Regions from separate parts of the Homo sapiens genome. Here region 1 is linked to region 2. Evidence: chromatin loops called from intact Hi-C (ENCODE). Cell type or tissue: heart left ventricle. All regions are shown on one strand. Links, peaks and the distances in the headings refer to the core of each region. The heading gives the core; the rest is flanking DNA.

The links. Hi-C counts contacts between places; a loop is a spot of excess contacts. Peaks named below come from ENCODE experiments on the same cell type or tissue, not always from the same donor. Only the 100,000 strongest peaks of a DNase experiment are listed, where the experiment ranks them.
Region 1: a loop joins it to region 2, with 1.8 times the contacts of the local background. A loop is called at or near these places in 1 of 110 quality-filtered maps.

Annotation. Positions count from the first base shown.
Region 1 is chr12:105,457,559-105,464,417 of GRCh38, reverse strand. No RefSeq gene overlaps it. Among named protein-coding and RNA genes, the nearest start is that of C12orf75, 130 kb to the right of the region's middle. In heart left ventricle, for the core only: no CTCF peak of the experiment used is centred there; a DNase peak (open chromatin) is centred at 4,297; H3K27ac peaks cover 495 bases.
Region 2 is chr12:105,656,841-105,663,699 of GRCh38, reverse strand. No RefSeq gene overlaps it. Among named protein-coding and RNA genes, the nearest start is that of CASC18, 44 kb to the left of the region's middle. In heart left ventricle, for the core only: no CTCF peak of the experiment used is centred there; a DNase peak (open chromatin) is centred at 3,753; H3K27ac peaks cover 2,365 bases.

The sequences.
Region 1 (6,859 bases), core at 1,884-5,883, 200 kb after region 2:
ACTATGTTACAATCACTTGTCTCAGGGCCAAAGTACAGTCAGAAAAAAAGAGGATCTTGAAGCCTCTCACAATCTGGTGGCGGGAAAAAGGCATATTAACAAACTATTTCAATATGACATGTGGGCGACAAGCTAGAGGGTCTGTTTGAGAGGATGTGAGAACTCAGAGAAGGGTACTTAGTACCACCCTGGCTGGGCTGTCTTGGGGAGATACCACCAGAGCTGAACCTTGAAGAAATGTAGTCTTAAGGGGCAGATTTCCTAAAAGGAAAGCCTGAGATGGAGATTCTTGTACGATTTATCAATGGAGTGATCATAGAAGAGTCCTGTAGGTGACTGAAGAAAAGTTGAAAGGACAAATGAAAAACAAAGATGAGGAAGTGGCCAGTCGCAGTAGCTCATGCCTATAATCCCAGAACTTTGAGAGGCCACGGCAGGCTGATCGAGCTTGAGTACATGAGTTCAAGACCAGTCTGGGCAACATGGTGAAACTCCCCCTCTACAAAAAATTTAAACAATTAGCCAGGCCTGGTGGCGCATGCATGTATGCATGTAGCCCCAGCTACTCTGGATGTTAAGGTGGGAGGATTACTTAAGCTCAGGTGGTCAAGGCTGCAGTGAGCTGAGATTGTACCACTGCACTCCAGGCTGGGTGACAGAGTAAGACCCTGTCTCAAAACAAACAAAAAAACAAAATGTGGAACCACTGTATTCTAGTGTCAGCCTGATCTTACATGGAGCTCTGAGTGTGAGTAGTCCCACAGTTAAATGTCTCTCCTTGAAGAAGGCTAGGCCCTGGTAATTCCATTGCATTCAGTCAAGGGCTGCTGCCCGCCCCTGCAAAGATGCCTGGAGGGCATAACTTTCCAGGCATTTCCCCTCTGGGACCCTCCATAACTAAGGCTGATTCTCTGGAAAATAGTACAGCAATGAGCTATTAGCAACCAATATTCAAAGCAGCTGGCAGATGGGTGCACCAGGCCAGTCAAGAAGCCCAGTTGCATCTACTCAGGTGAGAAAGGTCATGTAAGCAGAAGGAACAGCCTGAGCAAAGGCTACCCAATTTCTGCTGGCTGTGTGTGGGTTGGGAGGTGGTAGAGGCATTCCTCTCTAGCTCATGTCGTATTGGGCCCTGAGAAGGGAGAGATGAGACAGAGCAATGGGCAGAAGCCAGAGAGATTCCTCTGCCATGCTATGAAGTCCAGATTCCATCCCATATTCATAATAATACCAACATGAATAATAATAGTGCAATATTTATTTCATGGTTAGTATGTGCTAATGTCTGAGGGCTTTCATTTGTTTTCTTTTTCACCCATGCAATATCACTGAGGCAAGTGGTATGATTCATTGCACTTTATAGATGAGGAAACTGAGGGTGAAAAAATAATGTAATTTGTCCAAGAGCATATGACTAACAGCTGGGACGAGAAGCCATTGTCTGTCTGAACGTATGCTCATCCCACAGTAATGCAAGTGGTTTTAAGCAAAGGAGTGATGCTGCTAGATTGATTTGCATTTTGAATATTGCATTGGGGCTGCCCATCCTCACCTTGCTAACTTCTCACTGACATACATTTCTGGGGGCTTCTTCCCTTGCATTTTTCAGCTGAAAACAAACAAACACAAAAAACTTGAATGCCCCTGACTCTGGCCATCTAAATCCCATTTCCGGCTGCTGAAGCCCCTCCAGCTGAGACCCCAACAACCATCCCTTTTGGTTCCCCCTCACCCCAACCAGGTTTCGTAAGCAAGTGCTCCTCCACGTCCCAGAAGAGCCTAGCTAGAGTCCCCACCCTTCCACTAACCAGCTGTCAGCCCCAACCCAGACAGATCTGACCCCTGGAATTTTTTTTTTTTTAGCACTGCCTGTCATGCGGCTTGTTCCTTGGCCTCTCCTACCCAAGGGCAAAGCAAAGGGGTTCCAGGGACCCCAAGTGAAGAAGACAGAACTCTGAAGGGATGGTCAGACAATACATCATGGACAGGGCTCTGATTGTCTGATGTCAGAAATTCTGCAGATGGAACTGCCTATGAGTACACTCTCAGGCTACAGTCAAAGCAGTTACTCCCAGGGCGGGCAGGCATAGGGAAGGAATGTGAGAGCTCTACAGAGGTAGATGGAAGCTGCTGTCCGTGTTCTATTTTTCATGCTGTGGTCTTATTTAAAATAAGTAAATTAGTACCTTAATAAAAAAAAATTAAAAGAGGCCTTGCCCATGGGCCAATAATGAAAGCATTTCATGGACCAAGTATTTGTATGAATCTAGTTTGCACTCCTAGGTCAGATATGCACATATCTCTACAAGGCAAAAATTACTACTTGATGAATGAGTCCCCACACGGAAAATGGCTCTTAAGTTATGACTGGAAGGGGACACAAGCAGGGGGGGATGGTTCCCTGCAGTGCTGATAGCATTCTTTTTCTACATCTGGGTGCTAGTTACTTGGATGTGCTCATTTTGTGAAAATTCAGGGAGGTATGATATGCTCTTTTTTCTTTATGCTTCAAAAAAGTAGCAAAGAACATTAAACATTTTTTAATTGCTCTACTTGATCTGGATCTGTATCTAAGAGCAGCAACCACTCCAGGACACAACTGGGAGGACCCCACAATACTGTCTTCCGGTGAATTCCTTCAAGGAATGGCTTATTAGCTTGTGCCATGCTGAGTCACACTGGAGCTAAAGAAAAAAAAAAAACAACAGTAAAACTGATCCTGGCTTTGGTTTAATGTGTGATATTTTGTTCATCATTGATCATTGATTGTCTACATTGACTGTGACTATTTTTTAAGGACGTTGTATTAAAATGTTATCTATCTTGATTACTAAGCTTTTTGGTACTCCCTTAAATTTTGCATCACTATTCCTGACCCTGCTTGTACCCCCCAACAGCTCATCGTTGAGCTTGACCATGAAAACCTCAAATTCCCTCTTCCCCACAGAAATGTCTGTACTACCACGAGCCCAAAAGATGACACTCCCAATGAGGCTCTTGAGCTCCTTAATGACAACAGTGGCCTTCCCAGTGACTTCAAGTTAATAAAGAGCATCCACATAATCTCATTTATCCTCAGTCAGCTTGTGGGAAGGCATGAGTAGTATCCCAATTTTCAGGTTAAAATATGAGGTTTTGTTTTGATAGTAAAGCGAGATTTCCAAGATGACTTTGAGCAGGGACAGTGTTTAATTAATCTCTCTATGACATACAGTGTTTAGCACAACTTCTTGCAGCTCAAGGATCAGCCTGTATATCTTCAAATCCTGGATCCACCATTTCCTGGCTTGCTGTGTGACCCTCAGCAAATTACTGAATTTCTTTCAGCCTCTGTTTTCTCTTCAGCAAAATGGAGATCAGAATAATTGATTTTTATTGAGGATTAAACAAGGTTATCCATGAAAAGCACTTAGCAGTGTGTTTGACACAGACCAGGTATTTAATAATATGAACTATGATTATTGCCCACAGGACAGGCTTGAAAATATTCATGGAAAGGAATCTGATGCCAGTTCAGGCTGTCAGGATCAACTTTTGCTATGAGGCACCTTTTAGCTGTCATCAAATCACCTGGGAAGAGAGCTTTCAAAGCAATCTATTAGCAGAAAAATTATCTGAACTCTAGAAATAGGTGAAGAAGATTACCGAGCATTCCTTCACTGTAGTGCTGAATTTGACTTTCTATTTCCTGGGCTATTTTACAACTCTGTAGAGGCAGAGGCTGGCTCATGGAATTTTGTCTAGTCCAGATGCAAATAATTTCAGTCTAGGGGAGAAGATATCCCATAGATTGCAATACATATTAAATTGCATATATATATACACACACATATATATACACACACACACGCCTGTGTGTGTGCGTGTGTGTGTGTGTGTGTGTGTATCTCAAGCATCTTACATGCTTTTTGGACAGGTTTTAACATATTACTCCTTCTCTAATAAATGAGTTGAATAAAAAATCTTTGACATGCATCCCTTTTGTTATTGCATGTCTTTTTTGGTTTTGTTTTTAGAGTCACATTTTTTTAACCTTTGGAAAATCATACTTTAACACCATGCACAGAGATAAGGCTTTCTCTGGGGGCCCAGAGGAGGCTTTTAGGGAAGCCACATGATTCCTTGCTGAACAAAAACATCCCAGCAATACCTTTCAGGTTGGATTGGCCACTGAGCAGCCCTGAACCTGGCCCCCACCCCCGCCGCAGACACAGAAGGGATTCCAGCTGTAGGACTTCACTCCCAAGTGAGGCCGGGGAGCACTGACAGCTTTCCTTCCCTGCCTCCAAATAAGGATCCAGGTCAGTGCAGAGGCTGGGCCGGCTCCCTGGGGTTTACCAATTATTTGGCAAAGTGCAGAGATAACATTCTGTGCAAATTTCCTCACATTGTTCTGCCTGGCTCTAGGTATTCCCAGATAGAATAATCTAGAGATAAGTGATGGGAAAAGAAGCTAGTACCTGGGCCTCTCCACAAACACGCCCAGTCATTCCCACCACTACGTCCTCCACTCAAGATGTCTGTGACCTCATCTCACCTTCTCATTCTGCTACTTTCTGGCAAAACCTTCAGAATCCCAGTGGAAATCCCCTCCTCCTGGAGTCAGAATAAAATTTTGGTGTGGCCCAGTGGAGCTTATGGTAATAGACACTGCCTTTGAGCATGACTTTCATGGTGTCTGGTGGTGCCCATCAAAGGAGGAGCCACATTCCAGTATCCTCTTCCCCTCAGCCCAGCCCTCAATTTGCTTCCAGGAGGGACCTTATTTCCTCCTCTTGCTTCCATCCTATTCCCAAGCCCCTTCCTGATTAAAAGAGAAAATGTCTGATAAAACCCATCTTAGCCTTAAACATCTCATTCATTCAAATGATATTTAGTGAACTCTTCATATTTGTTAGATTTTGTGGTGGGTGCTGGGGTGACAATAGACCCTGGTTGTTCTTGGCATTTACATTCTATAGATAAGGAGGAAGACAGTAAATCACTACATAAATGAGTAAACAGATTATGGTGGATGCTATAATCTAAATAATGGGGTGGTAGAATATCTCCCTTAGATACAGTTATTAGAAAAATGTTATCCAAGAAAGAGACATTTGAGCTGACATGTAGAAGATGAACAAGAGGCCAGATTTGTGAAAAGGTAGAGGGAAAGGAATCAGAAACAGAGAGACTAGCAACTGCAGTGGTCCTGGATGTGAAAGGTCTGGCATTTTTGAGAAATGCTTAAGGGTACCCAGCCCCCAAGATCCCCTCCAGTGATTCTCACCTCCTGCGATTCATGTCCTTAAGCACTCCCCTCCCCCTCTGGATAGAGCTGATTTATGTAACCAAGAAGACATTTCAAAAGTGAAGGAATGTGCCTTCCAAGCCCAGGTCATAAAAGACATTGCAAATTCAGTCTTGCTCTCTTGAATTACTCAATTTATGGGACATGAGCTGCCATGTTGTAAGGATACTCAAGCAACTCAGTGGAGCAATACACATGGCAAAGAACTGAGGCTTTCTGCCAACAGCCATGTGAATGAGACCATCCTGAAAACAGATCTTCCAGCCCCAGTCAAGCCTCCAGATTATTGCAGCCCATGCTGACCATAGCCTTATGAGATCCCTTGAGACAGAGCCACCCAGCTAATTTTTAATTCCTGATCTTTGACTGCAGCTTTATGAGATCCTCTGAGCAAAAATCACCCAGCTAACTTTTAATTCCTGACCCAAAGAAACTATGAGACATTAAATGCTTATTGCTCTTGTTTATGTTAGTCTGTGGTAATTTGTTATACAGTCATAGATAACAAATATAACCACTCAAATATGGTGAACCAGGCAGAGAGTGATAGAAGATGAAGCCAGAGAGGCTAGCAGTAGCCAGGTCACATGGCCAGTGGAGGCTGCAGTAGGAGCCTGGATTTTATTCCAGGTTAGATGGAAACTTATTGAAAAGTTTAAGCAGCAGAGTGGTGTGATCTCATTTACATTTTGTAAAGATCATAAGTATGGAGAATGAATTTTAGAGGGACAAGAGTAGAAACAAGGAGACCAACTGGGAAACTATTACGTTAGTCCAGGATGTCAAGAAAGGTGACTTGGACTAGGTAGGGAACAGCACAGAGGGAGGGAAGAGAATGGATTCAGCATATATTTTGAAGACAGTTATCATGACTTATAGATAGATTGGCTATGAGGGATGGTGGAAAGAAAGGAATCAAAATGATAGCTAGGTTTTTAGCTTAAGTAACAGAGTGCAAAATAGTGCCATTTACTGAAATGAAGAAGATTAGAAGGAGTGGATTTGGAGGTAAGAGAATCAAAAAGAAAGAGTACTTCATCTCCCACTTCCTATTACATTTGGAAGCCTTTGGTACAATATGGCCAAAATTATATGGATTATAATAATACAGATTATATTATTTGTATATATAATTATAGAAAATTATATATAATTTATACAATAATTAATTATATATTGGACATTAATTCATCTTAACCCAGTTTTATTTAGCAGTCCTCCTCAGCTACTAAAATCTTTGCATTTTGTAAGATCCATTTGCCTTTCACACACTGCAGCTAGGTGCAGCAGCTAAGAATCTCCTTGAGGTGGTTTTTTGTAACTGTCCACTTAACAGGTGTTAAATAGACAAGTCTGTGATGTACACGATACTGAGGGTGGCTTTCAAGTTGTGCAGTACATCTTGTCTTTATATTTATCTGTCTCCCACACAATGTTAGCTCTGGGGTTGGGACTGTGTCTGTTTCACACTTATATCCCCAAGATCCACCACATTGCCTAATATGTGGTAACCATGCAAAGAAAAAAGTGTGTTGAATTAATGAATGTCCATTGTATATAATCCTGCAA
Region 2 (6,859 bases), core at 1,948-5,947:
CAGCAGACATCAGAGTTTGGATCATCCTTGCTTATTCAGTGGAGTTGCTGCCTCAGCCACACTCACAGGGTTTTACAAAAGATATTTGTGTTGACTTACACTATACGCCAATGCTTCCAGTAAACCCACCCCAGGCATACTGAATCTGAGAATCTGGACTGAAAGTACATGGATGTTAAAATTTGGGGTCTTTTAAAATTTTGGATCTGCCAGATCCAAAGGATTTGGAAGTAAGTTGCTATTGATTATTCTCTTATATAACTATACAAAGCACTGAACCTGAGACCTGCAGAAAGCTTAAAAGATTACATAAATACAAAGGTATAAATACATGATTATAGATACATTTTCATTGAAATATGCATTCATTGTCTATCGATATAAAACATGGGGCTATATGTGACCAGGAACACAAATACAGATATAAATATGAAACAAACCCAACTCCCAATGATCCTGCCGACAAATAGCAGAAATGGTATCATAATAACTTTTATCAATCAAAGTGTTTCTACATGCATATGACAGAAAACACTAATTCACATTGGCTTTAGTAATTTGAAACCATAGGAGCAAGTACAAAGGTGGGGTAAGTTTCAAGTTGGGGTGATTTTGTGGCTGACAGTATCATGGAGAACCCAGATCCCTTCTATTGCTCCACCCTGCATCTTCACTGTTGGCTGTGTCCTTAGTCTGGGAAGTTACCTACGTCCTCTCTGCCAGTTCCAGATGTAACATCGGGACATGACAATTTCCAGAGGCAAAAATGAGGCTATCTCTTGTTTTCTCCTCATAGAAGAAAGGATACCTTTCCCATAAACCTTCTAGAAAGTCTCTTTTCCCATCTATTGTCCACACCTGGGTGACATTCCCCTCCCTACATCAATCGCTGATAAAATGGTTATGGGACAACTGTGGTGAGGATTTATTCCTGGGGCTATAGATGTGGTCAGTGTTCCCAGAATCATGTGGGAGAGACAGAGACCAAAACATAATTGAGGGTCTGGAAGTCAGCAAAAACAGGGTAGATAGATGGCAAGAAGGCAACCAGCAGTATCTGCTGAAATATTTAACATTAGCCTGGCAATGAATGGTATACAAATCATTTTCATACACGTGATCACTTGAATATAAATTCCATAAGCTCAGGAATTTTTGTATGTTTTCTTCTAGGAAGTATCTCAAATATATAGAAAGTCCCTGGCACATAATAGGTACTCAAGAAATATTTGTTGAATGAATGAAATCCTAGCTGCATCACTGCACCCTCATTTTACAAATGTGGAAACAGAAGTGTGAGAACAGTTATGAGGATCAGCCAGTCACCTAGCCATCAAGTGTGAAAGAACGATTTGAACTTGTATTTGCCAGGCTCCAAATCCAATGCTTATTTGAATCACTTTGGCCTAGCTCTCTTATTTACTAAGAGGTATAGATAAAGTGTTTTGGAATTTCCAAAGACATAGGTATCCATTCTTTTTTTTTTTTTTTTTTTTTTTTTTTTGAGACGGAGTCTCGCTCTGCTGCCGAGGCTAGAGTGCAGTGGCATGATCTCGGCTCACTGCAAGCTCCGCCTCCCAGGTTCACGCCGTTCTTCTGCCTCAGCCTCCTGAGTAGCTGGGACTACAGGCGCCCACCACCACGCCCAGCTAATTTTTTGTATTTTTAGTAGAGACGGGATTTCGCCGTGTTAGCCAGGATGGTCTCAATCTCCTGACCTCATGATCCGCCTGCCTCGGCCTCCCAAAGTGCTGGGATTACAGGCGTGAGCCACTGTGCCCGGCCAGGTATTAATTCTTACTGGGAAAGTTGTTAGGTTGGTGCAAATGTAATTGCGGTTTTTGCCATTAAGAGTAATGGTAAAACCTGCAATTACGTTTCCACCAGCCTAATAGAAGACTTCATGGAGAAGCCATGAGTAATTTCTACATGGAGTTCTAAATGCCCATTCATATGGCTAATAATAAAACAACTCTTCCTAAGTGGGATCAAATCCCAAACTCTAACTTTTAATGTAATGATTACAAGCACATAACCTGTCTATGAGAATAATATAAGCATTTTTCATATTTTTATTTTAAATTTTTGTGTTATTTTTGGCCACTATATTTAATAGAAACTGCTGGATTTCATCAGCTTCTACCTTGATATGTCAATATTTACCTGAGGTTATAATGTGAAATTGGCCTCATCATCTGGAATGGTGTGCCTGGGCCATTTCATTCACGAATACAGTATTCAGCAACTATTTACTGAGCATGCTGTGTGGGCCATGCACTGTTCTAAATGCAAAGACATAGCAGAAAACAACACTGACCAAGCATCTGCTTGTATATTATGACAGGTGGTGATGTGAGCGCTGAATGGGAATGAAGCAGTGGAAAGGGATAGAGCCCCAGATAAGTGAAATGGGGAATCAGAGGAGAGGATGCTTTTTTATACCCAATGATTAGAGACTTACAGCCTTTCAGCTAAGGTGGCATTTAGCAGATCTGAGTGAAGTGAGGGAGTGAACTCAGCAGTCAGTGGGGTGAAGAACATTCCAGAATGAAAGAACAGGAAGCACTAAGTGCCTAAGACAGGAGAATGCTTGATGTGTTTGAGGAAGAATGAGGAGGTCAGTGAGGACAGAAGGGACTAGGGGGTATAATGACAGCAGGAGGTGAGGTGAGAGGCTCCCAAAGCACATGGATGAAGGTTCATAGACCTTGCAGGCAGGTCTGTGGGAGGGGTGGTGGAGGAGTGTACATTCTCCCGCAAAGCTGCTTCACTGAATTCCATCTAGGGGAAGAAACACAGCAGCAAAGGCCATCATGTAATATCCACATACACGAATGAAGTCACCCCCAGCTCAGCACATGAAAGAAGTCATCGGGCATAGTGGTTACAAGGCTGAACTTGGGGTCAGAATGGCCTGCAATGGAACCCAGTTTTCATCATGTACTTGCTATCACAAGCTGGTATGGTCTGAATGTGTTCCCAAATTTCATGTGTTGGAAACTTAATCCCCAGTGCAACAGTATATAAAGGTGAGGCTTTTGCAGAGCTGTTTAGGTCATGGGGGCTCCAACCACATGAATGGATTAATGCTGCCATAAAAAGGGCTTGCGACAGTGGGGTTCTCTCTCCCTTGCTCTTCTGCCATGTGAGGACACAGAGTTCACCCCTTTTTGACCCTTCTATCTTCCACCATGAGATGACACAGCAAGAAAGTCCCCATTAAATGCAGGGGACTTGATCATGGACTTCTCAGCCTCCAGAACTGTGAGAGAATAAGTTTCTGGTCTTTACAAATTATCCAGTCTGTGGTATTCTGTTATAGCAACACCAAATGGACTAAGACACATACTTTATCCCTGGGAAAATTATGTAAACTCTGAGTCTCAAGTTTTTCATCTTAAAATGCAATTGTCATACCTACCTTACCTTGTTGTGAGGACTCAGCAAAATAATGAATGCAAGCAATTAAAATAGTGTCTGGCACTTAGTAATTGTTCAATTAAAGCTCACTGCTGTGTTGCTATTACCATTATTATTACTGTCATTATTTATTTGTATTTATTCGGCATAACAGACACACTCACTAGGTTAGGATCTCCCCAAGCCAGGCTAAATATTCAAAACCAAAAGGAGTCTTCTCAGCAATCTAAACCACTTGCACTTGCAGAAACAGCAGCTATATTCTTTAGTGAAGGTCTGGCAGCTGCACAAGGCAGCTGAGAATCTGGCATCCCTTCATGTCAAAGAGCAGAGACCAGTCTGCCAGAGGCTGGGGTGGAGGGGGAAGAAGAACAAAGCGTCCTCTTTCACAGCCCTTAGATACTGCCTGGGAGGCCACACCTAATAAGGGCTTTCAGGTCTCTCTTTCTCAGCATCCTGAGAGCAGACTGTTTTCCCTACTTGTTCTTCAAGGAGCCAAATATGATTCATCCAGACTGCACACCTGGGCCTGTGGTTTGGGCCATGGCAGAGGGCAAAGGAGGGGAGAGCTGCTGTCAAGCCTGGGATGGATGTGGAAAACCTTGATCTTTGTCAAGAGACACTACAGCCCCAAGGCTACTTGACTGCAAAGTCCTCTTGCCTCCCTACCACAATGATGGGGGAGCCACTAGCTCCAACAAGCTTCATGTGGGGGAGGAAGATGACCATGTCCCTGGAGCAAACAGGGTATCAGGCAGGAGGGAACACAGGATGGGGCAGGTATTACAGACACAAAAGGGCTGGGCTCTGAAGGCCTGCTGTTTGGCAACATGTTGAGGCAACGTGGAGGCACAGAAAGGTGTCTGTGTTACTTCCTCTATGACTGAAATAAATGAAAGCAAATATATTTTGTTGCCATTGCACCATACAGTTTAAAAGCACATTTCTTGGGCAGTCTTTTATTAAAATCTTACTTACTGTGCATCAGACTCCCCAAGTAATTCCCCTACCCTTTCTCCCCAGTGGGGACTACTGTTCCTGCTACATAAAGGCTCAGTCCTTCCCTGGTCTGAAGCCAATCCTGACTCCTGGTGGTTTCCTTTTAATCAATTTTAACAAATATCTGAGACCTCCTGTGTAAGCCAGGCACAGGCCAGGCAGCAGGGATTCAACGGTGCAGAAAATATGAGCCTCTGTTTTCAAATCTTTTATAGTCTATCCTCACTCCTTACAGCTGCACTCCTCCAACCCCACAAACCCACACCTCCACATCCAGTGGGGTGTAATATTAAGCTCCGAGTTCAACTTTAACACTACCACTTGTCAGTCGTGTGACCTTAGGCAGGAAATGTATTCTCTGAGAAACTGTTTTCTCATCTGTGAAGTGGGAATAAGGACTCTTGGCCTGCCTACCTCAGCATGGTTGTGATGGATCCTTGGAGACAACAATCACCAAATACTTTAAAAAGAAATGGAACATTATACGAAAGCCAGATACTAAAAAGGGCTTGCAATTCCTCAGGTGGCATGAATAGCAAACACGTGGAGGCTTCAGGCACAACAGGATGCCCTCTCCATCAGAAGGCACCAATGTGAAGGCTCTAGAAGCCCACAGGATCCTTCTCAGCTTCATTCCAAAGTTAAAATTAAATTCTCTGGCCACACTCGGTGGACTAAAAGACCATCCAGAACAAAAGCTAGTAGCCCCAAACACCCACAAGGCTTCCTTCCTGGCTCTCCTCAAGTGGCTTGTTTTTACTGGAACTCAGTTTCCTCTTCCTGCCTGGAAAACTTTGTTTATAGAAATTAGCTCTTAAAGGAAAGCAAAAAAGAAACTTTTTTCCACAAACCAATCTTGGATTTTCACCAGGTTGCAGTTCTAACCTTAACTAAAATAGACTGTGACCGAACATTTGTGCTTGGGGGACTCCATTCCCCATTTATCTCCCCAGGAGATAACACGCTTCACGATTATCAGCAAAAAGCAAGCTGCATGGATGCCTCCACAGGAAAAAAAAAATAGACAAAAAATTATTTTTGGAACTCCATCCTCACTACACTTACCTTTTACTACTGAGTTCCCCCAGGCTATTTTCTGCCATCTTATCCTTGTCTAGCAATTTGGAGATCTCTCCATTGCTTCTGCTCATCCAAATCAAATATTCCTTCAGTCCTTACCCTTTTACCTCAAACTGACCCATCCCTACCTTACGATCCTCAAAATAGATCCTCAACCTTTAATTTCCTCACCTGTCATATGGGGATAGCAAAAGCAGCACTAGCCTGTACTGCCAGAGCACCATTTGCCACATACTAATTCATTTCATCCTTGAAAGGAGGGGCAGCTATGCCTATCTTCGTTTTACAGATGAAGACACCGAGTTACATGCACATGGAGCAGGAGAAACTCTAATTCATTGCTGGTGAAAATGCAAAATGGTATAGCTACTTTGGAAAACAGTTAGGCAGTGTATTAGTCTGTTCTCACACTGCCATAAAAACTGCCTGAGACTGGGTAATTTATGAAGGAAAGAGGTTTAATTAAGGAAAGAGGTATAACAGCTCTGCATGGCTTGGGAGGCCACAGGAAACTTACAATCATGGCGGAAGGTGAAGGGAAAGCAAGGCACCTTCTTCACAAGGCAGCAGGAAGGAGAAGTGCTGAGCCAAGGGGGAAGAGCCCCTTATAAAACCATCAGATCTCGTGAGAACTCACTCACTATCATGAGAACAGCATGGGGAAAACTGCCCCATGATTTAATTACCTCCACCTGGTCTCTCCCTTGACACATGGGGATTATGGGGATTACAATTCAAGATGAGATTGGGGTGGGGACACAAAGCCTAACCATATCAGTTTCTTCCAAAACTAACTACACTCTCACTATACAACCCAGAAATTATCTCTTTGATATTTACCTAAATGAATAAAAAAATTATGTCCACACAAAAACATGCACAGGTATGTTTATATTTGCTTTATTCATAATTGTCAAAACCCAGAAGCAACCAAGATGTCTTCAGTGGGTGAATGGATAAACTGTCATCCATCCAGACAATGGAATGTTATTCAACACTGAAAAGAAATGAGCTATCAAGCCATGAAAAGACATGGATAAAATTTAGATGTATATTACTAACTGAAAGAAGCCAATCTGGAAAGTCTACATGCTGTACGAGTCCAACTCTATGACATTCTGGAAAAGGCAGAACTCTGTCATGGCAACTAGGAATGTTTAAAATGGTAGTTGCTCTATTAGCTAGGTCCTTGGGCAGAGCCTCCCTTCAAGCCATAATAAACATGCAGCATGAGCAAAGAAATGACATGTTAGTGCATTTTAAGCCACTTTAGAAAACAGCTTGGCAATTTCTTAAATATTAAGCACACACTTACCATACAATTTTGCTTATGTATATAGACACACACACACACACACAC